Regions from separate parts of the Homo sapiens genome. Here region 1 is linked to region 2. Evidence: read pairs that join two places in POLR2A ChIA-PET (ENCODE). Cell type or tissue: Panc1. All regions are shown on one strand. Links, peaks and the distances in the headings refer to the core of each region. The heading gives the core; the rest is flanking DNA. Region 1 has its middle 10 kb from the start of CAPN12. Region 2 overlaps RYR1 (ryanodine receptor 1).

What was found. ChIA-PET counts read pairs that join two places held together with the same protein. Peaks named below come from ENCODE experiments on the same cell type or tissue, not always from the same donor. Only the 100,000 strongest peaks of a DNase experiment are listed, where the experiment ranks them.
Region 1: POLR2A ChIA-PET joins it to region 2 with 10 read pairs; 2 of 35 experiments call an interaction of 5 or more read pairs at or near these places.

Annotation. Positions count from the first base shown.
Region 1 is chr19:38,746,997-38,762,872 of GRCh38, reverse strand. No RefSeq gene overlaps it. Among named protein-coding and RNA genes, the nearest start is that of CAPN12, 10 kb to the right of the region's middle. In Panc1, for the core only: no CTCF peak of the experiment used is centred there; no DNase peak of the experiment used is centred there.
Region 2 is chr19:38,502,384-38,511,095 of GRCh38, reverse strand. It overlaps RYR1 (ryanodine receptor 1), which reads right to left. Exons shown (of 106, transcript NM_000540.3): 48 at 8,369-8,589; 49 at 8,126-8,216; 50 at 6,736-6,876; 51 at 6,185-6,348; 52 at 6,015-6,093; 53 at 5,698-5,787; 54 at 5,150-5,290; 55 at 4,719-4,793; 56 at 4,550-4,625; 57 at 4,144-4,267; 58 at 3,269-3,384; 59 at 531-598; 60 at 315-436. Among named protein-coding and RNA genes, the nearest start is that of RYR1, 73 kb to the right of the region's middle. RefSeq lists a silencer at 3,666-3,795 and an enhancer at 4,707-5,906. In Panc1, for the core only: no CTCF peak of the experiment used is centred there; a DNase peak (open chromatin) is centred at 3,965; H3K4me3 peaks cover 1,540 bases; H3K27ac peaks cover 563 bases; H3K27me3 peaks cover 309 bases.

The DNA of each region.
Region 1 (15,876 bases), core at 3,760-11,759, 250 kb before region 2:
TATATGCCTTGCAACTTTGTTCTCCTTTCTCAAAATTGTTTTGTTTATTCTATGTCATTTTCATTTTTCAATACATTTCAATGGATACTTGTACAAAAATTGTATCTGTGTTTCTATTTTGTTCTTGAGTCAGTTTTGGTAATTTGTGTCTCTCTAGGGATTTGTTCATTTCATTTAAATTGCCTAATTAGTTGACCTAAATCTGTTCATAATATTCCCCTGTGATTTTTTAAAATTTGTGTACCATGTTAGTGTTTTTCCCTCCTTCATTCTTGCTTTTGGTAATTGAGGGCTTCTGTCTTTTTTATTTTTCTTACTCTTTTGTTGAACTTTTTAATGAGCTAACTGATTTCATTGAAAACCAGTATACTAGTTTGTTTGTTTGTTTGTTTGTTTTTGAGACAGAGTTTCACTCTGTCGCCAAAGGCTGGAGTGCAGTGGTGTGATCTCGGCTCACATCAACCTCCACCTCCGGATTCAAGCGATTCTCCTGCCTCAGCCTCCTGAGTAGCTGGGATTACAGGTGCCCACCACCATGCCCCACCAATTTTTGTATTTTTAGTAGGGACGGGGTTTCACCATGTTGGCCAGGCTGGTCTTGAATTCTTGATCTCAGGTGATCCACCTGCCTCGGCCTTCCAAAGTGCTGGGATTACAGGTGGGAACCACTGCACCCGGCCCAGTTTTGCTGATCTTTTCTTTTTTTGAGACAAGAGTCTCACTCTGTCACCCAGGCTGGAGTACAGTGGCATGATCTCGACTCACTGCAACCTCGGCCTCTTGGGTTCAAGTGATTCTCCTGTCTCAGCCTCCAGCTGGGATTACAGGTGTGTGCCACCATGCCCAGTTAATTTTTGTATTGTTAGTAGAGACAGGGTTTCTCCATGTCGACCGGGCTGGTCTCGAACGCCTGACCTCAAGTGATCTACCCACCTTGGCCTCTCAAACTGCTGGGATTACAGGTGTGAGCCACCACACCTGGCCTGTTAATCTTTTCAATACCGGTTTTGTTGATGTTTTCAATGAGCCAATTTCAGTTTCATTGCTTTTTCTCTATTGTTTTTATATTTCTGTTTCATTGCTGTCCATTTAGATCTTTATTACTTCCTTCTTACTATTTTCTTTGAGTTTGATTTACTCTTCTTTTTCTAGCTTTGGAGGTGGAAGCCTAAATTATTGATTTTAGGCCTTCTTTCCATTCTAATGTGTTGGGGTTTTTAAAATTTTCACCAGGCTGACTCAACACTAATATGTTTTTTAAGCTATAAGTTTCCCGCTAATTACTACATTGCCAGCATCCTGTACATTTTTATTTCCTGTGTTTTTGTTTTTATTCAGCTCAAGGTATTTTCTAAATTCATTTTTGATTTTTTTTTTTTTTTTTTTTAGATGGAGTCTCACTCTGTCACCCAGGCTGGAGTACAGTGGCGTGATCTCAGCTCACCACAACCTCCACCTCCCAGGTTCAAGCAATCCTCCTGCCTCAGCCTATCAAGTAGCTGGGACTACAGGCATGAGCCACCACGCCCAGCTAATGTTTGTATTTTTTAGTAGAGACACGGTTTCACCGTGTTGGCCAGGCTGGTCTCGAACTCCTGATCTAAGGTGATCCACTGGCCTTGGCCTCCCTTGGCTGGGATTATAGGCATGAGCCACCACACCTAGCCAGATTCCTTCTTTGACACATAGGTCATCTACAAGTATGTTGTTTAGTTTTCTTATATTTAGAGATTTTCTAAATTTCATTTTATTGTTGGCTTTTAGCTTAGTTCCATTATAGTTAGAAGTAATACTTTTTAAATTATTTTTTATTTTTACTATTATTATTTTCTAATAGAGATGGGGGTCTCATTATGTTGCCCAGGATGGCCTCAAACTCCTGGGCTCACGAGATCCACCTGTCTTATCTCACATAATAATTTCTTTCCCTCCCACCCTCCCTCCCTCCCTCCCTCCCTCCCTCCCTTCCTTCCTTCTTTCTTTCTTTCTTCTTCTTCTTTTTTTTTTGAGATGGAGTCTCTCTCATCCAGGCTGGAGTGCACTGATGCAATCAGCTCACTGCAACCTCTGCCTCCTGGGTTCAAGTGATTCTCCTGCCTCAGCCTCCAAGTAGTTGGGACTAAAGGCAGGTGCCACCACACCTGGCTAATTTTTGTATTTTCAGTAGAGATGGGGTTTTGCCATGTTAACTGGGCTGGTCTGAAACTCCAGACCTCAGGTGGTCCACCTGCCTAAGCCTCCTAACATGCTAGGATTACAGGCGTGAGCCACTGTGCCCGGCCCAATCCTATGTCTCTCTCTTTTTTTGTGTGTGTTTTTTTTTTTAGATGGAGTCTCTCTCTATTGCCCAGGCTGGTGTGCAGTGGTGTGATCTCAGCTCACTGCAACCTGGTTCAAGTGATTCTCCTGCCTCAGCCTCCCGAGTAGCTGGGACTACAGGTGCCTGCCACCACACCCAGCTAATTTGTATTTTTAGTAGAGTTGGGGATTCACCATATTGGCCAGGCTGGTCTCAAACTCCTGATCTTGTGATCTGCCCGTCTTGGCCTCCCAAAGTATTGGGATTACAGGTGTGAGCCACTGCATAGCTGGCCTCTCCTTATCTTAAAAAAAAAAAAAAAAAGAGGAGATTGAGGCAAGGCGAAGTTTTAAATTTTTAAATAATAATAACAATAATAATTATTATTATTATTATTTTGAGACAAGATCTCGATCTGTTGCCCAGGTTGGAGAACAGTGGTGCAATCTCGGCTCACTGCAACCCCCGCTTCCCGTCCTCAAGCCATCCTCCCACCTCAGCCTCCTGAGTAGCTGGGAATACAGTCGCACACCACCATGCCCAGCTAATTTTTGTATCTTTTCTAGAGACAGAGTTTCACCATATTGCCCAGGCCGATCTCAAACTCCTGGACTCTAGGGGTCTGCCTGGGTCAGCCTCCCAAAGTGCTTGGATTACAGGTGTGAGCCACCATGCCCAGCCAAGGGGAAGTTTTCAAAGGCAAAATGAGGAGGATTACATAAAGTGTTTTGAATCAATTATCCTTGGCTACGAGACTTGAAACAAGGGTGGCATCAGTCCAAGGTTGGACAGGCAGTTACTGGACAAAAGTACTTTCTGTGTAACGTTGCAGTGGACTTTGTGCGAGGTTGTGGTTTTTGGAGAGTCTTCCGCAATCGTTCCTATCAGGCATTTGTGCATGAGCACGCTCCTTTCATGACCTTCCCGGTTCCTTTTTTTTTTTTTTTTTGAGACGGAGTTTCACTCTTGTGGTCCAGGCGCTGGAGTGCAATGGTGCGATCTTTGCCTCTTGGATTCAAGTGATTCTCCTGCCTCAGCCTCCTGAGTATCTGGGATTATAGGTGCCCACCACCAGTCCCGGCTAATTTTTTGCATTTTTAATAGAGACAGGGTTTCACCATGTTGGCCAGGCTGGTCTCCAACTCCAGACCTCAGGTGATCCACCCACCTCGGCCTCCCAAAGTGCTGGGATTACAGGTGTGAGCCACCACACCTGGCCCAGTCTCTGGTTTTCTATATGGTCATCTATACGGTCTTAAGTTCTAAGAAATGCATGGTTAGGCAATTTCGTCAGGGTGTGAACATCATAGAGTGACTTATGCAAACGTAGATGGTACAGCCTACCCCACACCTAGGCTATATAAAGTAACCTACAGCTCATAGGCTACAAGCATGCACAGCATTTAACTGTACTGAACACAGTGGGCAATTGTAACACAATGGTAAGTATTTGTGTATATAAACATATCTGAACATAAAAAAGGTACAGTAAAACTATGGTATAAAAGATGGAAAATGGGCCAGGAGCAGTAGTTCATGCCTGTAATCCTAGCACTTTGGGAAGCTGAGGTGGGCAGATCACTTGAGGTCAGGAGTTCGAAACCAGCCTGGCCAACATGGTGAAACCTCGTCTCTGCTAAAAATACAAAGAAGTTTAGGCCAGGCACGGTGGCTCACGCATGTAATCCCAGCACTTTGGGAGCTGAGGTGGGCGGATCACGAGGTCAGGAGTTTGAGACCAGCAGGACCAGCATGGTGAAACCCCATCTCTACTAAAAACACAAAAATTAGCCAGGCATGGTGGCACGTGCCTGTAATCCCAGCTGCTTGGGAGGCTGAGGCAGGAGAATCGCTTGAACCCGGGAGGCGGGGGTTGCAGTGAGCCAAGATCATGCCACTGCACTCCAACCTGGACAACAGATAGAGACTCTGGCTGAAAAAAAAAAAAAATACAAAGAAGTTAGCCAGGTGTGGTGGTGCACGCCTGTAATCCCAGCTATTTGGGAGGTTGAGGCAGGAGGATCACTTGAACCTGGGAGATGGAGGTTGCAGTGAGCGGAGATCATGCCACTGCACTCCAGCCTGGGTGAGAGAGTGAGACTCCATCTCAGAAAAATAAATAAAAGATGACAAATGGTACGCCTGTATGGGACACTTACCAGGAATGGAGCTTGCAGGACCGGAAGTTGCTCCAGGTGTGAGTGAGTGAGTGGTGAGTGAATGTGAAGGCTAGGACAGCACTGTACACTCCTGTAGACTTTATAAGCACTGTACTCTTAGGCTACCCTAAATTTAAAAAAATAAAGTAATTGTGCTACAGCATTGTGATGGCTGCAGCATCACTAGGTGATAGGAGTCCGGCTTCGTTGTAATTTTATGGGACATTGTCGCATGTGCAGTCCATCACTGACTGAAACGTGGTGATGCAGCACCCGACTGTGTATGTCACCTAGTCAGGGATACAGGCCAGGTGTGGTGGCTCACGCCTGGAATCCCAGCATTTTGGGAGGCCGAGGTGGGATGATTGCTAGAGGCCAGGAGTTTGAGACCAGCCTGGGCAACATAGTGAGACCCTGTCTCTACAAAAAAAAAAAAAAATCAAAAATTATCCAGGTGTGGTGGTGTATACCTGTGGTCCCAGCTACTAGGGAGGATGAGGCAGGGGGATTGCTTGAGACTGGGAGTCTGAGGTTACAATGGGTTATGATCATGCCACTGCACTCCAACCTGAGTGACAGAGCAAGATCATGTCTCTAAAAAAATACAGTGCTATATAACTGGGTTTTTTTTTTTTTTTTTTTTTGAGATGGAGTCTCAGTCTGCCACCCAGGCTGGAGTGCAGTGGCGCGATCTTGGCTCACTGCAACCTCTGCTTCCTGGGTTAAAGTGATTCTCCTGCCTCAGCCTCCCAAGTAGCTGGGATTACAGGCACCCGCCACCATGCCCGGCTAATTTTTGTATTTTTAGTAGAGATGGGGTTTCCATGTTGGCCAGGCTGGTCTTGAACTGACCTCAGGTGATCCCCCCCACCTCAGCCTCCCAAGGTGCTGGGATTACAGGCGTGAGCCACTGTGCCTCGCGTTTTTTTGTTGTTGTTGTTTTTGAGACAGAGTCTCGCTCTGGAGCGCAATGGCATGATCTCAGCTCACTGCAACCTCCACCTTTCAGGTTCAAGCCATTCTGCTGTCTCAGCCTCCTGAGTAGCTGGGACTAAACGCGTGCACCATCACACCCAGCTAATTTTTTGTATTTTATTTATTTATTTTTATTTATTTGAGATGGAGTCTTGCTCTGTCGCCCAGGCTGGAGTGCAATGGCGTGATCTTGGCTCACTGCAACCTCCACCACCTGGGTTCAAGCCATTCTCCTGCCTCAGCCTCCTGAGTACCTCGGACTACAGGCAGCCACCATCATGCCTGGTTAAGTTTGTATTTTTGTAGAGACAGGGTTTCACCATGTTGACCATGCTGGTCTCATATTCCTGACCTCACATGATCCACCGCCTCGGCCTCCCAAAGTGCTGGGATTACAGGCGTAAGCAACCATGCCCGGCCTTATAACCTTTCCTTTATTTATTTATTTATTTATTTATTTATTTATTTAGATGGAGTTTCGCTCTTGTAGCCCAGGCTGGAGTGCAATGGCATGATCTTGGCTCACCGCAACCTCTGCCTCCCAGGTTCAAGCGATTATCCTGCCTCAGTCTCCCGAGTGGCTGGGATTACAGGTGCCTGCCACCATTCCCAGCTAATTTTTATATTTTTAGTAGAGACAGGGTCTTGCCATGTTGGCCAGGCTGGTCTTTAACTCCTGACCTCGGATGATCCACTGTCCTTGGCCTCCCAAAGTGCTGGGATTACAGGCATGAGCCACTGTGCCTGGCATAACCTTTACTTTAAACAATTTTATATATATATATTTTTTACAATTTTATTTATTTGTCTGTCTATTTATTTTGAGACAGAGTCTTGCTCTGTCACACAGGCCAGAGTGCAGTGGCACAATCACAGCTCACTGCAGCTCCGACCTCCCAGGCTCCAGCAATACACCCACCTCAGCCTCCTGAACAGCTGGGACTGGACTATAGGTTTGCACCACCATGCCTGGCTAATTTTTGTATTTTGGGTAGAGATGGGGTTTCACCATGTTGCCCAGGCTGGTCTTGAATTCCTGAGCTCAAGCAATCCACCCACCTTGGCCTCAAAGTGCTGGGATTACAGGTTTGAGCCACCATACCCGGCCTTATATGGTTTTTTTCTTTTTTTTTTTTTTTTTTTGAGATGGAGTCTTGCTCTGTCGCCCAGCCTGGAGTGCAGTGGTGCAATCTCAGCTCACTGCAAGCTCCGCCTCCCAGGTTCACGCCATTCTCCTGCCTCAGCCTTCCGAGTAGCTGGGACTACAGGCACCCGCCACCACACCCGGCTAATTTTTTTTGTATTTTTAGTAGAGACGGGGTTTCACCACATTAGCCAGGATGGTCTCGATCTCTTGACCTCATGATCTGCCTGCCTCGGCCTCCCAAAGTGCTGGGATTATAGGCGTGGGCCACCGTGCCCAGCCTGACCTTATGTTTTAAAATAAATTAAAAGAAGAAAAGAAAAATACATTTCTGGGGCTCTTCATTTCTTCCTGTGGATTTGAGTTTCTGTCTACTGTCATTTTCAGTGTGAGGGGTTTCCTTGAGTATTCCCTGCGTTTAGGTATATGCTAGTCAGGAATTCTCTTTTTGTTTATCTGGGAATGATTTTCTTTTGCCTTTTGTTTTGAAGTATAGTTTTGTTGAATATAGAATTATCAGTTGACAGTTTTATTTTTCTTTCAGTGTTTTGAATAAATCATTCATCTGCCTTCTGGCCTCCATTGTTCCTAGGAGAATCTAGCCATTAATTCTATTGTTCCCCTGTACATAATGAGCTGTTTTTCACTTGCTCCTTTAAAATTTTCCATTTTCCTGGCACGGTGGCTCACGCCTGTAATCCCAGCACTTTGGGAGGCCAAGGAGGGTGGATCACGAGGTCAGGAGATCGAGAACATCCTGGCTAACACGGTGAAACCCCGTCTCTACTAAAAATACAGAAAATTAGCCAGGCGTGGTGGTGGGTGCCTGTAGTCCCAGCTACTCGGGAGGCTGAGGCAGGAGAATGGTGTGAACCCGGGAGATGGAGCTTATAGTGAGCCGAGATTGTGCCACTGCACTCCAGCCTGGGCGACAGAGTGAGACTCTGCCTCAAAAAAAAAAAAAAATGCCCTTTTTGAATTGTTTTCAGCAGTTTTACTTTCACTCGCGTCCGTGTGAAGAGACCACCAAACAGGCTTTGTGTAAGCAATAAAACTGTTTATTTCACCTGGGTGCAGGCGGGCTGAGTCTGAAAAGAGTCAGCGAAGGGAGATAAGGGCGGGGCTGTTTTTATAGGATTTGGGTAGATAAAGGAAAATTATAGTCAAAGGGGGGTTCTCTGGAGGGCAGAGTGGGGGTCACAAGATGCTCAGTAGGGGAGCTTTTGAACCAGGATGAGCCAGGAGAAGGAATTTGACAAGACAATGTCATCAGTTAAGGCAAGAACAGGCCATTTTCACTTCTTTTGTGGTGGAATGTCATCAGTTAAGGCAGGAACCGGCCATCTAGATGTGTACGTGCAGGTCACAGGGGATATGATGGCTTAGCTTGGGCTCAGAGGCCTGACATTCCTGTCTTCTTATATTAAGAAAAATAAAATGAAATAGTAGTAAAGTGTTGGGACAGTGAAAATTTTTGGGGGTGGTATGGAGAGATAATGGGTGATGTTTCTTAGGGCTGCTTCCAGCGGTATTAGGGGCGGCGTGGGAACTTAGAGTGGGAGAGATTAAGCTGAAGGAAGATTTTGTGGTAAAGGGTGATATTGTGGGGTTGTTAGAAGAAACATTTGTCGTGTAGAATGATTGGTGATGGCCTGGATACGGTTTTGTATGAATTGAAAAACTAAACGGAATAAGAGAAGGAGAAAAACAGGTATTAAAGGACTAAGAATTGGGAGGACCTAGGACATCTAATTAGAGAGTGCCTAAGGAGGTTCAGCATAGCCTTGCCAGCAAAGATTATTTATTTACTTCAAGAGTTAAGAGTGGCAGTTTGGGGATAGCACGAGGAGATATCAGCTGTGATGGCTTGGAGAAACTGTGTAAACTGGCAGTGTAAACAAGAGCAGGGCATGCATGAGTAGTTGAGAACGGTGAATAGGAGTATGACTAGACAGAAGATAGTAGGGATGACAAGTTATTTGGGGGCACAGTCTAAGTTGGTCTGGTGTCTGGAATGAGACTGGGGCCTAATAAAAAGGAGTGTCTATACAGGAACTTAAATGGGCTGTATCTTGTAGCATTCTGAGGACAGGCCTGAATTCTGAGAAGCGAAAGTGGTAAAAATATTGTCCAGTCCTTTTTAAGTTGGTGGCTGAGGTTGGTGAGGTGTGTTTTAGTCTGTCACTGAATACTAAGAGCCTGAAAAAATGCTTGGCTGATTTGACAAATAAAGGCTGGTCTGTTATCAGACTGTATAGAGGTGGGAAGGCTAAATTGAGGAATTACGTCTGACAGAAGGGAATGATAAGGCTAAACTGAAGAATTATGTCTGACAGAAGGGAAGAAATGACTGTGGTGGCCTTCTCAGACCCTGTAGGAAAGGACTCTACTTATCCAGTGAAAGTGTCTACCTAGACTAAGAGGTGTTTTAGTTATCTTACTCGGGGCATGTTGAGTAAAGCTAATTTGCCAGTCCTGGGTGGGGGCAAATCCTCGAGTTGATGTGTAGGGAAGGGAGGGGGCTTGAATAATCCATGAGGAGTAGTAGAATAGCAGATGGAACACTGAGAATTTATTTCTTTGAAGATAGATTTCCACAATGGAAAGGAAGTGAGAGGTTCTAAGAGGCAGGCTAGTGGCTTGTACTATAGCATAGCCTGCCTTTGCTGGTGTGTGGCGATTAGGCCTGGTGGAACTGCCATCAATAAATCAAGCGTGATCAGGGTGAGGAACAGGGAAGAAGGAAATGTGGGGAAATGGGATGAATGTCAGGTGGATCAGAGAGATGCCGTCATGGGGGTCAGGTGTGGTATCTGGAATAATGTGGGAGGCCGGATTGAAGTCCGGGCCAGGAACAATGGTCATTGTGGGACTTAACAAAGAGTGAGTACAGCTGAAGGAGCCAGGGAGCAGAAAGTATATGCGTCAGGTGTGAGGAAGAAAATAGATTTTGGAAATTATGAGAGCTGTAGAGAGTGAGTTGAGCATAGTTTGTGATTTTGAGGGCCTCTAAAAGTGTTAAAGCAGCGGCACGCGCTGCACGGAGACATGAGGGCTAGGCTAAAACAGTAAGGTCAAGTTGTTTGGGCAGAAAGGCTACAGGGTGCGGGCCTGGCTCTTGTGTAATAATTCTGACCGAACTAACCATGCCTAGGAAGGAAAGGAGTTGTTGTTTTGTAAGGGATCGAGGTTTGGGAGATTAATCGGACACAAGCAGCAGGGAGAGCACGTGTGTTTTTATGAGAATTATGCCAAGATAGGTAACAGATGAGGATGAAATTTGGGCTTGACTGAAGTAATGGGGTCTGTCTGTGAAGCCTTGAGGCAGTACAGCCCAGGTAATTTGCTGAGCCTGATTGGTGTCAGGGTCAGTCCAAGTGAAAGCAAAGAGAGGCTGGGATGACAGGTGCAAAGGAATAGGAAAGAAAGCATGTTTGAGGTCCAGAACAGAATAATGGATTGTGGAGGGAGGTACTGAGGATAGGAGAGTATATGGGTTTGGCACCACAGGGTGGATAGGCAAAACAATTTGGTTGATAAGGCGCAGATCCTGAATTAACCTGTAAGTCTTGTCTGGTTTTAGGACAGGTAAAATGGGGGAATTGTAAGGAGAGTTTATAGGCTTTAAAAGGCCATGCTGTAACAGGCGAGTGATAACAGGCTTTAATCCTTTCAAAGCATGCTGTGGGATGGGATATTGGCATTGAGCGGGGTAAGGGTGATTAGATTTTAATGAGATGGTAAGGGGTGCATGATTGGTCGCCAAGGAGGGAGTAGAGGTATCTTATACCTTTGGGTTAAGGTGGGGGGATACAAGAGGAGGATGCAAAGGAGGCTTTGGATTGGGAAGAAGGGCGGCAATGAGATGCAGCTGTAATCCAGGAATAGTCAGGGAAGCAGATAATTTGAAGTGTCTCGGCCTAATTAGGGAACTGGGCAGGTGGAGATAACTAAAAGGAGTGCATAAAAGAATATTGTCTAAGTTGGCACCAGAGTTGGGGAGTTTTAAGAGGTTTAGAAGCCTGGCTGTCAATACCCACTACAGTTATGGAGGCAAGGGAAACAGGCCTTTGAAAAGAAGGTAATGTGGAGTGGGTAGCCTCCGTATTGATTAAGAAGGGGACGGACTTACCTTCCACTGTGAGAGTTACTTAAAGCTTGGTGTCCGTGATGGTCTACGGGGCTTCCGAGGCAATCGGGCAGCATCAGTCTTCAGCTGCTAAGCCGAGAAGATCTGGGAAGGAGTCAGTCAGAGAGCCTTGGGCCAGAGTTCCAGGGGCTCTGGGAGTGGCTGCCAGGTGAGTTGGACAGTCCGATTTCCAGTGGGGTCCTGCACAGATGGGACACGGCTTAGGAGGAATCCTGGGCTGCGGGCATTCCTTGGCCTGGTGGCCAGATTTCTGGCACTTGTAGCAAGCTCCTGGGGGAGGCGGTTCTGGAGGAACGCCTGGCCACTGCGGTTTAGGCGTTTGGAGGTTCTTTTGTGCTGGAGATGTGGCTGAGGTTTGTCTCACAGTGGAGGCAAGGAATTGCAACTCAGAAATATGTTGCTACTTGGCTGCCTCTATTATTGTACACCTTGAAGGCGAGGTTAATTAAGTCCTGTTGTGGGGTTTGAGGGCCGGAATTTAATTTTTGGAGTTTTATTTAATGTCGGGAGCAGATTGGGTAATAAAATGTATATTGAGAATAAGACGGCCTTTTGACATTTTAGGGTCTAGGGCTGTAAAGTGTCTCAGGGTTGCTGCCGAACGAGCCATGAACTGGGCTGGATTTTTATATTTGATGAAAAAGAGCCTAAACACTATCTGATTTGGGATAAAGGAAAAGGAGCATTAACCTTGACTATGCCTTTAGCTCCAGCCACCTTTTTAAGAGTAAATTGCTGGGCAGGTGGGGAAGGGCTAGTCACGGAACGAAACTGTAAGGGGGACCGGGTGTGAGGAGGGGAGGCGATAAAAGGATTATAGGGTGGAGGAGCGGAGGCTGAGGAAGAATTGGGACCTAGCTCAGCCTAGCAAGGAGGGGAGAGGTCAGATAGGTCTGTAGAAAAGGAAGATTAGAAAGACTCAGTGACACTTGGGGTTGGGACTGAGGGGACAGGTGGGAGGGAAAGAAGGAAGATTTGGGACGAGTTGCATTGGGAACAGAGGCTAGGGAGAGCCTGATGTGTAAAAGAATGCCTGGATGTCAGGCACCTCACACCATTTGCCTATTTTATGATAAGAATTATTTAGATCTTGTAGGATGGAAAAATTGAAAGTGCTGTTTTCTGGCTATTTGGAACTACTGTCAAGTTTGTATGGGGGTCAAGCGGCGTTTCAGAAGAAAATTAGATGCTTAGATTTTACATCAGGTGAGAGTTGAAGAGGTTTTAAGATCTTAAGAACACAGGCTAAGGGAGAAGGAGGAATGGAAGGTGGAAGCTTGCCCATAGTGAAGGAGGCAAGCCCAGAGAAAAGAGAGTAGAGACATGGAGAAGGGGTGGGGGGGTTCTTGCCCTCCAGAAAAGCAGAGAAGGGGTTGGGGCACAGAGATAAGAGGTTGGGGTGCAGAAATAAGGGATGGGGCACAGAGATAAGAGGTCTGGGCATGGAAATAAGGGATCGGGGTGCAGAGATAAGAGGTCGGGGTTCCTGTCCCTCCTCCAGAAAAGCGGGACTTGCTACTAAGGGTGAAGGAGAAGGGGTTGAGGGGTTCTTGCCACTCAGAAAAGCAGAGAAGGGGTAGAGACACGGAGAGAAGGGGTTGGGGTACTTGCCCCTCCCCCAGAAAAGCGGGACTTGCCACTAACGGTGAAGGAGAAGGGGTTGAGGGGTTCTTCTTTTGTGGTGGAATGTCATCAGTTAAGGCAGGAACCGGCCATCTAGATGTGTATGTGCAAGTCACAAAAGATAATGATAGCTTAGCTTAAGCTCAAAGGCCTGACATTTACTACGATGAATCTAGATATGGCTCTCTTTGTATTTATACTTCTTGGAGTTTGTGTAAATTAACGTTTACACCAAGTTTGAAAAGTTTCCAGCCATTAATGCTTCAAAAATTTTTCTCCTTCCTCTCCTTTCCCCAGAGTCCTATTATACATATGTTTGTTTGCTTGATGTTATTCAGCTGGTCTCAGAGGCGCTTTTCTTTTTTCTTTTTTTTGAGATGGAGTCTCGCTCTGTTGCCCAGTCTGGAGTGCAGTGGCGCAATCTTGGCTCACTGCAAGCTCCGCCTCCTGGGTTCACACCATTCTCCTGCCTCAGTCTCCCCAGCAGCTGGGACTACAGGCACACGCCACCATGCCCAGCTAATTTTTGTATTTTTAGTAGAGATGGGGTTTCACTGTGTTAGCCAGGATTGTCTGGATCTCCTGACCTTGTGATCCGCCCACCTCAGCCTGCCAAAGTGCTGGGATTACAGGCGTGAGCCACCTCACCCAGCCTTTTTATTTTTGAGACAGAGTCTTGTTCTGTTGCCCAGGCTGGAGTGTAGTGGTGCGATCTCGGCTCACTGCAACCTCTGCCTCCTAAGTTCAAGTGATTCTCCTGTATCAGCCTCCCAAGTAGCTGGGACTACAGGTGCCTGCCACCATGCCCGGCTAATTTTTGTATTTTTAGTAGAAACGGGGTTTCACCATGTTAGCCAGGCTGGTCTCGAACTCCTGACCTCAGGTGATCTGCCCGCTTCGGCTTCCCAAAGTGCTGGGATTACAGACGTGAGCCACCGTGCTCGGCCTTTTATTTTTTAAATTGAGTCTTTGCAAATGTTTGATATATGCTTGAAAATCATGAGTGTATATAGATGTAATGAGTGTGCATATATATTAAATTCACTGTATTCTATTATTCAAAATATCACATTTTAAAAGACTTGATATTTGAAGAATAATGGTGGTTTCAAATTACCCATGACCACTACTGTGTTTCTGTGTATTTTTCCTTTTGTTTCTAATAGTGTAATAAATGATCACTTTTTTTTTTTTTTGAGATGGAGTCTCACACTGTCACCCAGGCTGGAGTGCAGTGTCTCACTGCAACCTCTGCCTCCCAGGTTCAAGTGATTCTCCTGCCTCAGCCTCGTGAGTAGCTGGGATTACAGGCACACACCACACCTGGCTTTTTGTATTTTTAGTGGAGCCAGGTTTCACCATGTTGGCCAGGCTAGTTTTGAACTCCTGACCTTGAGTAATCCGTCTGCCTGGGCCTCCCAAACTGCTGAGATTACAGGCGTGAGCCATCGCTCCCAGCCTTTTTTTTTTTTTTTTTAGACAGAGTCTTGTCCTGTCACCCAGGCTGGAGTGCACTGGCACAATCTGGGCTCACTGCAACCTCCACCTCCTGGGTTCAAGTGATTCTTGAGCCTTAGCCTCCCGAGTAGCTGAGATTACAGGCATGCACCACTATGCCCAGCTAATTTTTGTATTTTTAATAGAGACGGGGTTTCACCATGTCGGCCAGGCTGGTCTCAAACTGCCGACCTCAAGTGATCCACCTGCCTCAGCCTTCCAAAGTGCTGGGATTGCAGGCATGAGCCACTGCACCCATCCAATCACTTTTCATTCTGGATCATACACTTTATCAATAGAAAATAACTCCTTTTGTCCAAAGTAATGCTATCTGCTTTAAATCCGGTTTTCTCTAATATCAGATTTGCCCTGATTTTTGTGTATCTGCTTTTGACTGATAGCTATTTCTAATCCTTTTATTTTAAAACTTGGTGGTGTTATCTTTGGAAAGTGTTTTGAAAGCTAAACAGTTGAATTTTGTTTGTTGATGTTCCCAAGTACGTTTCACACATTTGCATAATGTTGTTATAACTGATATGCTTGGTTTTATTTAGGTCATTGTGTGATGCTTTTTGCTTTTATTTTCTATGATTCGCTGCATTTTCCTTTGCTTTTCGACCATTGCCAAATAGATTACATTTTCTTTTCCTTTCATTTTAAGCTACTTCAGTGGTTTGAAAGTTGTACATCTGGCCAGGTGCAGTGGGTCAGGCCTATAATCCTAGCACTTTGGGAAGCTGACATGGGAAGTTTGCTTGAGCTCAGGGATTCAAGACCAGCCCTGGCAACAAAGTGAGACTCCATTCCACCAAAAAGTCTAAAAATTTGCTGGGTATGGTGGCACAAGCCTGTGGTCCCAGCTACTCAGGAAGCTGAGGCAGGAGGATTGCTTGAGCCCGGGAGGTCAAGGCTGCAGTGAGCCAAGATTGTGCCACTGCACTCCAGCCTGGGCAACAGAGTCAGACCCTGTCTCAGAAACAAAACAAAACAATACAAAAAAAGAAACAGTAAGACATGGCGCGGTGGCTCCTGTCTGTAATCCCAGCACTTTTGGAGGCCAAGGCGGGTGGATCACCTGAAGTGAGGCTTTCAAGACCAGCCTGACCAATATGGTGAAACCCTGTCTCTACTAAAAATACAAAAATTAGCCAGCCGTGGTGGCACATGCCTGTAATTCTAGCTACTCGGGAGGCTGAGGCAGGAGAATCACTTGAACCTGGGAGGCGGAGGTTGTAGTGAGCCAAGATCACGCCACTGCACTCCAGCCTGGGTGACGAGGCGAGACTGTCCCAAAAAATAAACCAACAAACAAGTGAAAGAAACAGCAGCCCAGATCCAAGGAGACAGGTTGACTGTGGATGGCCGAGGCCGCCCACCTCGGCCTCCCAAAGTGCTGGGATTACAGGCGTGACCCACCACGCCCAGCCAGAAAGCTCGTTTTGTAACCCACTTTTGGTAGCCATGTACGTAGGCAGCTTGGACAATATCTGTGGGTCCACTTGGAGGGAAGGAGGCCAGAAGGCTTGAGGGACATCTGAGTGGCATGGAGGTGACAAGGCTCTGGGAGGGCAGCAGACACTCTTGAACGCCAAGGCATGGTCAATGCCTCGTGCAGTGAGCAGCGACTCTGTGTCAGGCACTTCTCTGAACTCATCCCACGTACGAACTCATTCGCTTCCCACAGCAACCCTCCGAGGTACGCCCTATCATCATCCGCATTGCAGAGATGAGGAAACTGAAGCACAGAGAAGTTAAGTGATGTGCCCAAAGACACACAGGTGTAGGTGGCAGAGCTGGGATTGGACCCCAGGTGCTGTGGCTCCTAATCCCGGCAGGCTGGAAGCACTCCCATATGACTCCCGTGGGGCTGGGGTGGGCTTGGCAATCCTACACGAAGAAAACTTTTTTTTTTTTTTTTTTGAGATGGAGTCTCACTCTCTCACCCAGGCTGGAGTGCAGTGGCGTGATCTTGGCTCACTGCAACCTCCGCCTCCCAGGTTCAAGCGATTCTCCTGCCTCACCCTCCTGA
Region 2 (8,712 bases), core at 713-8,712:
TCAAACTCCTGGCTTCAAGTGATCTTCCCACCTCAGCTTCCCAAAGTGTTGGAATTACAGGCATGAGCCACCACGCCCGGCCTTGAGTTGGCCTTCCTGGACAGGGTGATCGATTTGTCCCAAGTTGCCTGAGAGTCCCACATCCTGGGAAACCCTTCAGTCCCGGGTACACTAGGATGGCTGGTCACCCTTCAATCGCCTTTGCAGGAGACGGTCAGTACCCAACACCCAGCACCCAGGACAGAGCCTCCATGGGCAAAGGATTACAATCCTGTGAGGTCAGGGGGCTGGGTCCAGGGTCACAGGCGGCCCACCTGGTGATCATTTCCTTCTCCTTGTTAGAGGCGTGGCCACCGCTGCCCAGCACTTTAGCCGGAGTGGACAAGAAATAGAGGCAGTGGTTGGTGAAGTACTGGTTGATCAAAGGGAGCAGGATCTGGAGACGGGTTGGGGGAGATAAAGGGTCCAATGAGGGGTGGGGAGAGCCTATGAGTCCCCAGCGCCCTCCAGCTTCTAAGCCCACCTCTCACCTTGGCAAAGAATTTAATCTCCTGTTCATGTGGGGACTTTTCCACTCGCCCACTGCTGACCACAGCCTCTGTAGGGAGGGCAAATAGGGTTCACAGTGGGTTCAAGGCTGGGGAACCCAGGGTGTTCTGATGGGAAGGATGCTGGGAGCAGAGTTGGGAAATGATGGGGGATAAAGTATTGGTATGAAGTCATTTGTGTTGGCTTTGAGATAAACCTTTCTCCTATCTTTCATCTGATTCCCCCAACTCCTTTTTTTTTTCTTGTCACCCAGACAGGAGTGCAATGGCACGATCTCGGCTCACTGCACTCTCTGCCTCCTGAGTTCAAGCGATTCTCCTGACTCAGCCTCCCAAGTAGCTGGGATTACAGACATGCTCCCACACACCAAGCTAATTTTTGTATTTTTAGTACAGCCAAGGTTTCACCATGTTGTCCAGGCTGGTCTCAAACTTCTGACCTCAGGTGATCCACCCGCCTCAACCTCCCAATGTGCTTTCCCCCAACTTCTTGATCAAATCCTTCTTGAAGCTGACAACTCCTTGATCAAACCCTTTCTGAAGCTGACAATGGGGAAAACAAACTGGAATGGGTTAAGGTCATGGAACATGCCCTTCCTCACCCACCATAAGTGCTTTTCATTCTAAACTTGAATACATGGCACTGAGTTAATCTGCAATAAATGAATGAATGAACCAAATGAAACAAGAAGTCAATGTAAACAAATTAGAGTTAATTTCAAAATGGAAATAAATTTCAAACAATAATAATGGTGACAGTCATAACTGATACTATTAAAATAATAATACTGGGCCGGGCGCAGTGGCTCACGCCTGTAATCCCAGCACTTTGGGAAGCCGAGGCGGGTGGATCACGAGGTCAGGAGATCGAGACCATCCTGGCCAACATGGTGAAACCCCATCTCTACTAAAAATACAAACACAAAAAATTAACCGGGCATGGTGGCAGGCGCCTGTAGTCCCAGCTACTCGGGAGGCTGAGGCAGGAGAATGGCGTGAATCTGGAGGCGGAGCCTGCAGTGAGCTGAGATCGCGCCACTGCAGTCCAACCTGGGTGACAGAGCAAGACTCCGTCTCAAAAAAAAAAAAAAAAAAAATAATAATAATAATAATAATACTGGCTCCAATTATTAAACACTTGCTATGTCCTTGGCACTGTGAGACATGTCATCCTCACACAGTCTCCTTACAACTTGGAGGTCTGTGCAGTTGGTTCCCAACCCCCATTTTTCAGATGAGGAAACTCAGGTGAAGTAACTAACCCCAGGTCACCCAGTAAGTAACAGAACCATGGCTAGTTATGGTGAACATATGCCCATATCACAGGTGAGGAAACTGAGGTCTAGAGAGGGAAGGGAATTGTCAGGGGGATGTGCAGCACTGAAGCTCAGCAGGCAGGCTTTGAGGTGAGACGTGACAGCGAATCCTGCTCTGCCACTCACCTGGAGGGAATTTGGGGGTTCCTGAGGGTAGCTCTCAAGGGGAATGCTGGGGGGGGTCTCTAAGGGAAACTGGAGGGGATTGTAGGGCCTAGCTGTAATTCTTAGTGGCCTGTAAGAGGCACTGGGGGGCACCCCAGCAGCCTCAGCCTTCAAAATAGATCCAGAAATCTGCCCAGTTCTCACCCTTTTCGGCTCCTGTCCCCACCCCAGTCAAGCCAGAGGGACCCTGTGAACACCAGAATTATGGATCACGTCCCTCCTCGGCTCAGCCCCCAACCCCCAACTCCATCTCATTCCAGGTAAGGTCAAAGTCCTCATCACAGCTTGCAAAGCCCTGCATGATCTGCCCCAGTCACCTCTGTGACCTCGTTTATCTCACCGTCCCCCTCGATGACTCTGCTTCAGCTACAGGGCATCCTGACACTCACACCAGGGACCTCTCAGGGCCTTTGCACTCGCTGTTCCTTTGCCTGCAAGGAACAGATGCCCCCAGAGGTCCACACAGCTCCTCTCTGACCTCCTTCATGGCTTGCCTCAGATATCACATTCTCATCAAAGTCTTTCTGGAACACCCTATTTAAAATTACAACTGGCAAGCCGGGTGCGGTGGCTCACGCCTTTAATCCCAGCACTTTGGGAGGCCGAGGCGGCAGATCACGAGGTCGAGAGATCGAGACCATCCTGGCCAACATGGTGAAACCCCGTCTCTACTAAAAAATACAAAAAATTAGCTGGGTGTGGCGGCGCCCGTGCCTGTGGTCCCAGCTACTCAGGAGGCTGAGGCAGGAGAATCGCTTGAAACCAGAAAGCAGAGGTTGCAGTGAGCCGAGACCGTGCCACTGCACTCCAGCCTGGGCAGCAAGATCGAAACTCTGTCTCAAAAATAAATAAATAAATAAAATAAAAAATAAAAATAAAATAAAATGAAATAAAATAAAATTACAACTGGCTCCACACTCCCAATCCCCTCTACCTGGCTCTATTGTTTTCTTCTTCCCATAACACTGATCACCTTCTAACACTAAACGATTTAGTTATTTATGATGCTAATTGCCTGAATCCAACATAGGAGTAGTTGCAGGAGAGCAGGGGTCATTTGTCATCTTCACTGCTGTACCCCAGCATCTAGAACAGTGTCTGGCACATAGTAGAAGCTCAATAAACATCAGATAAGGGGAGGACGGATTGAGTGCATGAACAGGTGTCCTAGGTGAGTCTGGTCTGCAGAACTGGTGTCTGCAGGTGGGGCGGGCATAAGCGGGGGGTATTTCTCCGTACCCAGGTGGGCAATGAACTCCTGAGAAATGTCCATCCAGCGCAGCAGCTGCTGCAGGAAGCCAAAGGCAAACCGCTTTTCAATGGAAGACGAGTCCAGTTCCATGTCCTTAAGGCCTCTGCATGGAGATGTGGAGAGAAGGATCAGCCCAGACGCCGGCCCTACAGTTTCCCACCCTTCTCAGGTCCGCCTCTGCTCCTGCTGGCCCCGTCTCTATCAGCTTTGGCTTCACCCCAGGTTGGGGCTCCACTCTGAGTCCCCCATGCCCCACCCCACTTAGCCTTCTCCCCTCTCTGGCCCCACCTCTGTTCCCCAGGGCCGGCCCCTCTCAGCCTCCTCCCCTTTGGCCCCACCTCTGTTCCCCGGGCCCTGCCCTTCTCAGCCCTTCTCTCCTCTTTGGTCCCGCCTCCACTCACCAGTCCCCGCCCCTCTGTACCTCCCCACCCCTCTCTGGCCCCGCCTGTGCTCCCCAGCCCCCGCCCCTCTCAGCCTCTTCCTCTTTGGCCCTACCTCTGTTCCCCGGGCCCCACCCTTTTCAGCCTTCTCTCCTCTTTGGTCCCGCCTCCAATCACCGGTCCCCGCCCCTCTCAGTCTCCTCCACTCTCTGGCCCCGCCTCTGCTCCCTGGGCCCCGCCCTTCTCTTCCTCCTCTCCTCTCTGGTCCCGCCTGTGCTTAAGCCCCGCCCATTTCGAACTCCTCCCCATCTGGCCCCGCCTCTGTGTCCAGGCCCCACTCCCTTAGCTCCTCCCCTCTGGTTCCATCTTTGCTCCTCAGGCCCCGTTCCTCTCGGCTCCACCCCTCTCTGGCCCCGCCCCTTCCAGCCTTTGCCGGGTGTGTTCTGCCTGCTGCTCTTCCGCGGGAGCCCCAACCCGCGTGCCTTGTAACCGCGTAGCCATTCATCTGCAGGAATTTCAGTAGCTCCTGGGCCTTCTCTCGATCTCGTGCCTTCTCCTTGGCCGTGAGCGTGTCGTAGGGGACCAGCAGGGGGTGGGTCCCACCGCCTGGGGAGGCAAAGACCAGAAATCAGGGCTCTGGGGAAGACCCGGGCCACTCTCACTGAAGTGGTTCCTGCAGTGCCCGGCATGCGTAATTATGGTGATAAAGAAGATACGAATAACGGAAACATTGCTTGCTGGTGCTCATCTCATTACCCCATGGTGGTAAACGCTGTTATTATTCCCATCTACAGATGGAGAAACCGAGTTTCAGGGGCATGAAGGCAATCAGCAAAACCACACGGTGAATCCACGGGGGTAGCGTGGGGGCGGCATGGGCGCCCTCACCTTTGGCTTCCAGCTCCTGCTTCTTCTTCCGTCCCCACGTGTTGTGGTAATTTTCTGCCAGTTGTTCTGCCATGGCCTGGGAGTGGATGCAGAGTCAAGGGCTAGATTCAGAGGATGCCAGCCCCCCCAAAGACACCCTATGTCCCCCCAAAAGGATCAGGGCTCTCACCTGCAGCTCCCGGGACAGGGTAACAGCACTAAGGTCGGGGGGCTGAGGGTTGTAGCCTTCTCGAGGATCATAGGTCTGAGAGGACAAGGGGAAGATGGGAGGTGGGCTGATGGGCTAGCAGGAAGCCCAGGCCAGCCCCTCCCCAGGCCCCACTAGTCCATTCTACCCCCTCCACCCTCCCCTGGCTCAAGACCCCTTGTCCTTTCCTTAAGGCCCTGTCTCTAAACCACCCCATCCTTCTCTCCTCTGCCCTTTGCAGTTCTTCAGACCCCTGCCCTCTCCTTTCCCAGATCTCAGGTTTCTGCACCCCTCTTGCCCCACCTACCTCCCTGGGCCCCTCTCCTCTCCATCCCTTCCCTGTCTGGCCATGCCCCTTGTTCTAGACCCTCCCCCCATCGTGCCCCTGCCCTCCACCCAGGCCCCGCCTTCACCTGGGCACTTTGTGATATCTTCCGCGTTTTTTTCTTTTCCGTCTTCTCCTCCTCACCCTCCCTGGCCTTCTCTATCGTCCATTCCCAGGCAATCATGGCCTTCAGGGACTCCTTGATGGGCCAGCGGTAAATCTCTTTGTCCTGGGGTGGACAGGAGGGTGGGGAGTTGGTGGAATGGGATGAGAGAGGGGTGGAGGAAGGACCCCAAAGGAGAAAACCCTGACCATGTGGCTAGGCAATGGTCCAGTCTGGATTCCAACTCAAGTCTCTTACCTGCTCTGTAACAGAGCCTCCCAAACCCAATCTCCTTATCCCATTAGACACTTGAGTCTCCGAGAAGTCTTACTACAGCCAAGGAATCAAACCCACTCTCTCGGAGTCTCTACCCACTCTACCAAGTTTGAGAGAAGGCAAAGTCCATGAATGGGGAGACCTAACCCACAGATCCACCTAGATGCAAACATGTGAAATTGCCTCACTCCTCCCCGAATCCTCAAATTTGGGGGTTTCATTTTGACCCTCAATGCTGGGCCCCAAGGCCTGGTCACCTTCTCTGAAAAGGTCTTGTAGGGCCTCAGCATGGGGTGGGTCTTCAGCTCCTCGTCTATGTTCTCTCCATAGGACCAGTTGTTCTGGATCTAGAGATGGAGGGGAGGCAGGGTGAGGGGGAGGCAGCAGTTGGGGACACACGGGGCGACCCTGGAGGAGCCGAGGACAGAGAATCCTGGGGGGGTCCCAGAACAAGCTAAGGGTCTTAGGGAAGGCTGGGGGGTCTCAGGGAGATCTGGGGCCTCAGGGAAGAACCAGGTCGGGGGGAAAGCTGGGGTCTTGAGGGTTTCTTGGATAGGAGGACCCTGAGGCCAACCTTGTCGAAGGCCCACTTCTCGTGTGTGTACTCCGCAAACTTGTTAATGAAGGAGTCCAGCTTCTCCGGGATGATCACACTGTTGGGGGCACAGGGTCAGCAGATGTTGGAGCTGGGGTTCCCTCCACCCCTGAAATCTTCCTCTCTGTCTCCCAGCCCCCAGGCCTCACTTGAGGGTCTCCACAGGCCGGGGATCAAAGTTGCCTTCAGCATCCACTGTGGCCTTTTTCTCTGCCTTAGATGAGTATGAGGCATCCACATAGTCGGGGGGCAGAGCCCCGGCAATGGCGCACAGACAAGGCATGGCCATGCGGTACAGCTCCGGGTCGTATTTCTGGGAAAACCGGGTGAAGCAGGGGTAGGAGGTCGCTATAAGCCTTACTGACCCCCAGGACCTCAAACTCACACACTGCAATCATCAGCCCTCCTCCCTGAACCCCAAACCTGAATTATGGTCCCTCTCCTTGAAACCCAAATGTCAGTCCCAATTGTATGCTCAAATCATCCCCATATTGCCCTCTCCAAGCTCCCAAACTAGAGGTCCACCCCCTCTTTCATAACCTCCAAATCGAAGCCTCAACCCATAGATCCTCCTAGATCCAAACTTGCAGAACCTTCTCCTCCTTGAACCCCCCAAAATTGAGGGATTTCACTCTGGACCCCCAATTTTGGGCCCCAAACCCTCCACATAGGCCATTTTGGGGCTCCCTGCTGCCCAGACCTTATGGGCCAGAGAGTCAAAGATGCCCCAGAAGAGTTTCCGTGTGAGGTGCAGCTCCTCCTCTGAGGTGACCCCGAAGTTGGCCCAGCCCGTGGGTAGGCAGTAGTACTTCCAACAGCGCTCATAGTGGTTGGTGAGGAGCTGGGTGGGAACAAGAGGGGGACACACAAATGAGGGGGGCACCAGCGAATGGCAGGCAGACGAAGGCCCAGAGAGACACAGGCATGCCAGTGCTTTTAAATTATGAAGGAGGTGTGGGTTATGCAAATGATATGCTAATAAGGGAAGAAATGGTATGTTTATTGAGGAGTGGTCCTAGACAGCTTAGTATGCAAATTTAGCATTCTTAATTTAGAGTTAAAATGGGCATTAAACTAGAGCTGGTTGTGTCTGGTATTGCTTTACACAAATAAGCGTGCTAATATTAATCCATGGGTATGTAGTGAGTAAATGGGCATATGGATGCAGCAATCTGTGCTTATGTAAATTAACATACCAAGTAGAAACAAAGGCTGCACCCCATGCAAATATATGGTAATTGGGAAGAGGGCCTCCACTATCCAAAATGCAAATTTTTTTTTTTTTTTTGAGGTGGAGTCTCACTCTCTTGACCAGGCTGGAGTGCAGTGGCACGATCTCGGCTCACTGCAACCTCCGCCTCCCAGGTTCAAGAAATTCTCCAGCCTCAGCCTCCAGAGTAGCTGGGATTACAGGCGTGCTCCACTATGCCTGGCTTATTTTTGTAGTTTTAGTAGAGATGGGGTTTCGCCATGTTGGCCAGGCTGGTCTCGAACTCCTGACCTCAAGTGATCTGCCCACCTCGGCCTCCCAAAGTGCTGGGATTACAGGCGTGAGCCACCGCGCCTGGCTAAAATGCAAATTTGAAATAGGAGCTGATTTCGATGTATTATGCAAAATAGTCAAAATATCTGAGTTGGGGGTATCTCTTTATGCAAATTAGCATGCAAATGAAAAAATAAGAGAGACAGTGTGCAAATATTCAGAATAGCTGTGATAATGTTTATTCAAATAAATGCACTCATTTGAATAGTGGAAGTCTGGTGGTCCAGGCATGCAAATAAACATGCTAATTAGGGAAAGTGGTGTGCTCCATGCAAATATATGCTAATTGAAGCGGGGGCTGGCTCACTGTTAAGCAAATTAAATGCTAATTAGGGAACGCTAGAGGCATCAATGAAGCAAAGTGAATGTTCTGGGAATCCTAGTATGCAAATAAGGATGCTAAGAGATTTCTACGGGGACGCTGCCCTAACTAGTGCAGGTTTATTGGGCTGGGCAGTGCCGACACAAATGAGCCCCGCAGTAGGAGGGAAGAGCAAACCAGTGGGTGCGGCCTGGAAATGAGATGCTAAAGAGCGCTTGCCCTCACCTTGAGTGGCATCTTGGCGAACTCGTTGAGGATGGGCACGTCGAACACCAGGCGGCGCAACAGGTGCTGCAGCATCGACGGGCGGATGTACCTGCGGGACAATGCACAAGATGTAGAATCCCCCGTCCAGGCCCGCTCTGCTGCCCCTGCCCCTGCTCCTCCCCCTGCCCCTGCCCCTGCCCCTGCCCCTGCCCCTGCCCCTGCCCCTGCCCCTGCCCCACCCTGAAGCCTGCCCCGCTCCACCTGCAGAGCGACATGAGGCAGTCCTCGATGACGTCACGCTGCGCCTTGGTGAGCGAACGACCCCGAGACAGGCGGTACACGGTATGCAGCATAGAGTCCACCATGATGGCGCGGTGTTCTGTGCCCGCAAAGAGCGGCGCACACTTGGTGATGAGCGGCAGCACGGCCAGGCACAGGTAGCGGTTCAGCGCCAGCGCCATCTCGGTGGTGCTGAAAGTGGCCTAGGGCGCAGGGTGAGGACATCAGGCCCGCTGCACACCCCTGGGGCTGCTCTGGCACCTGTCTTGAGCGACTGTGGCCAAAGGATCCAAGCTTCTGATGACTCCCCCAAAACCTGCTCCTCC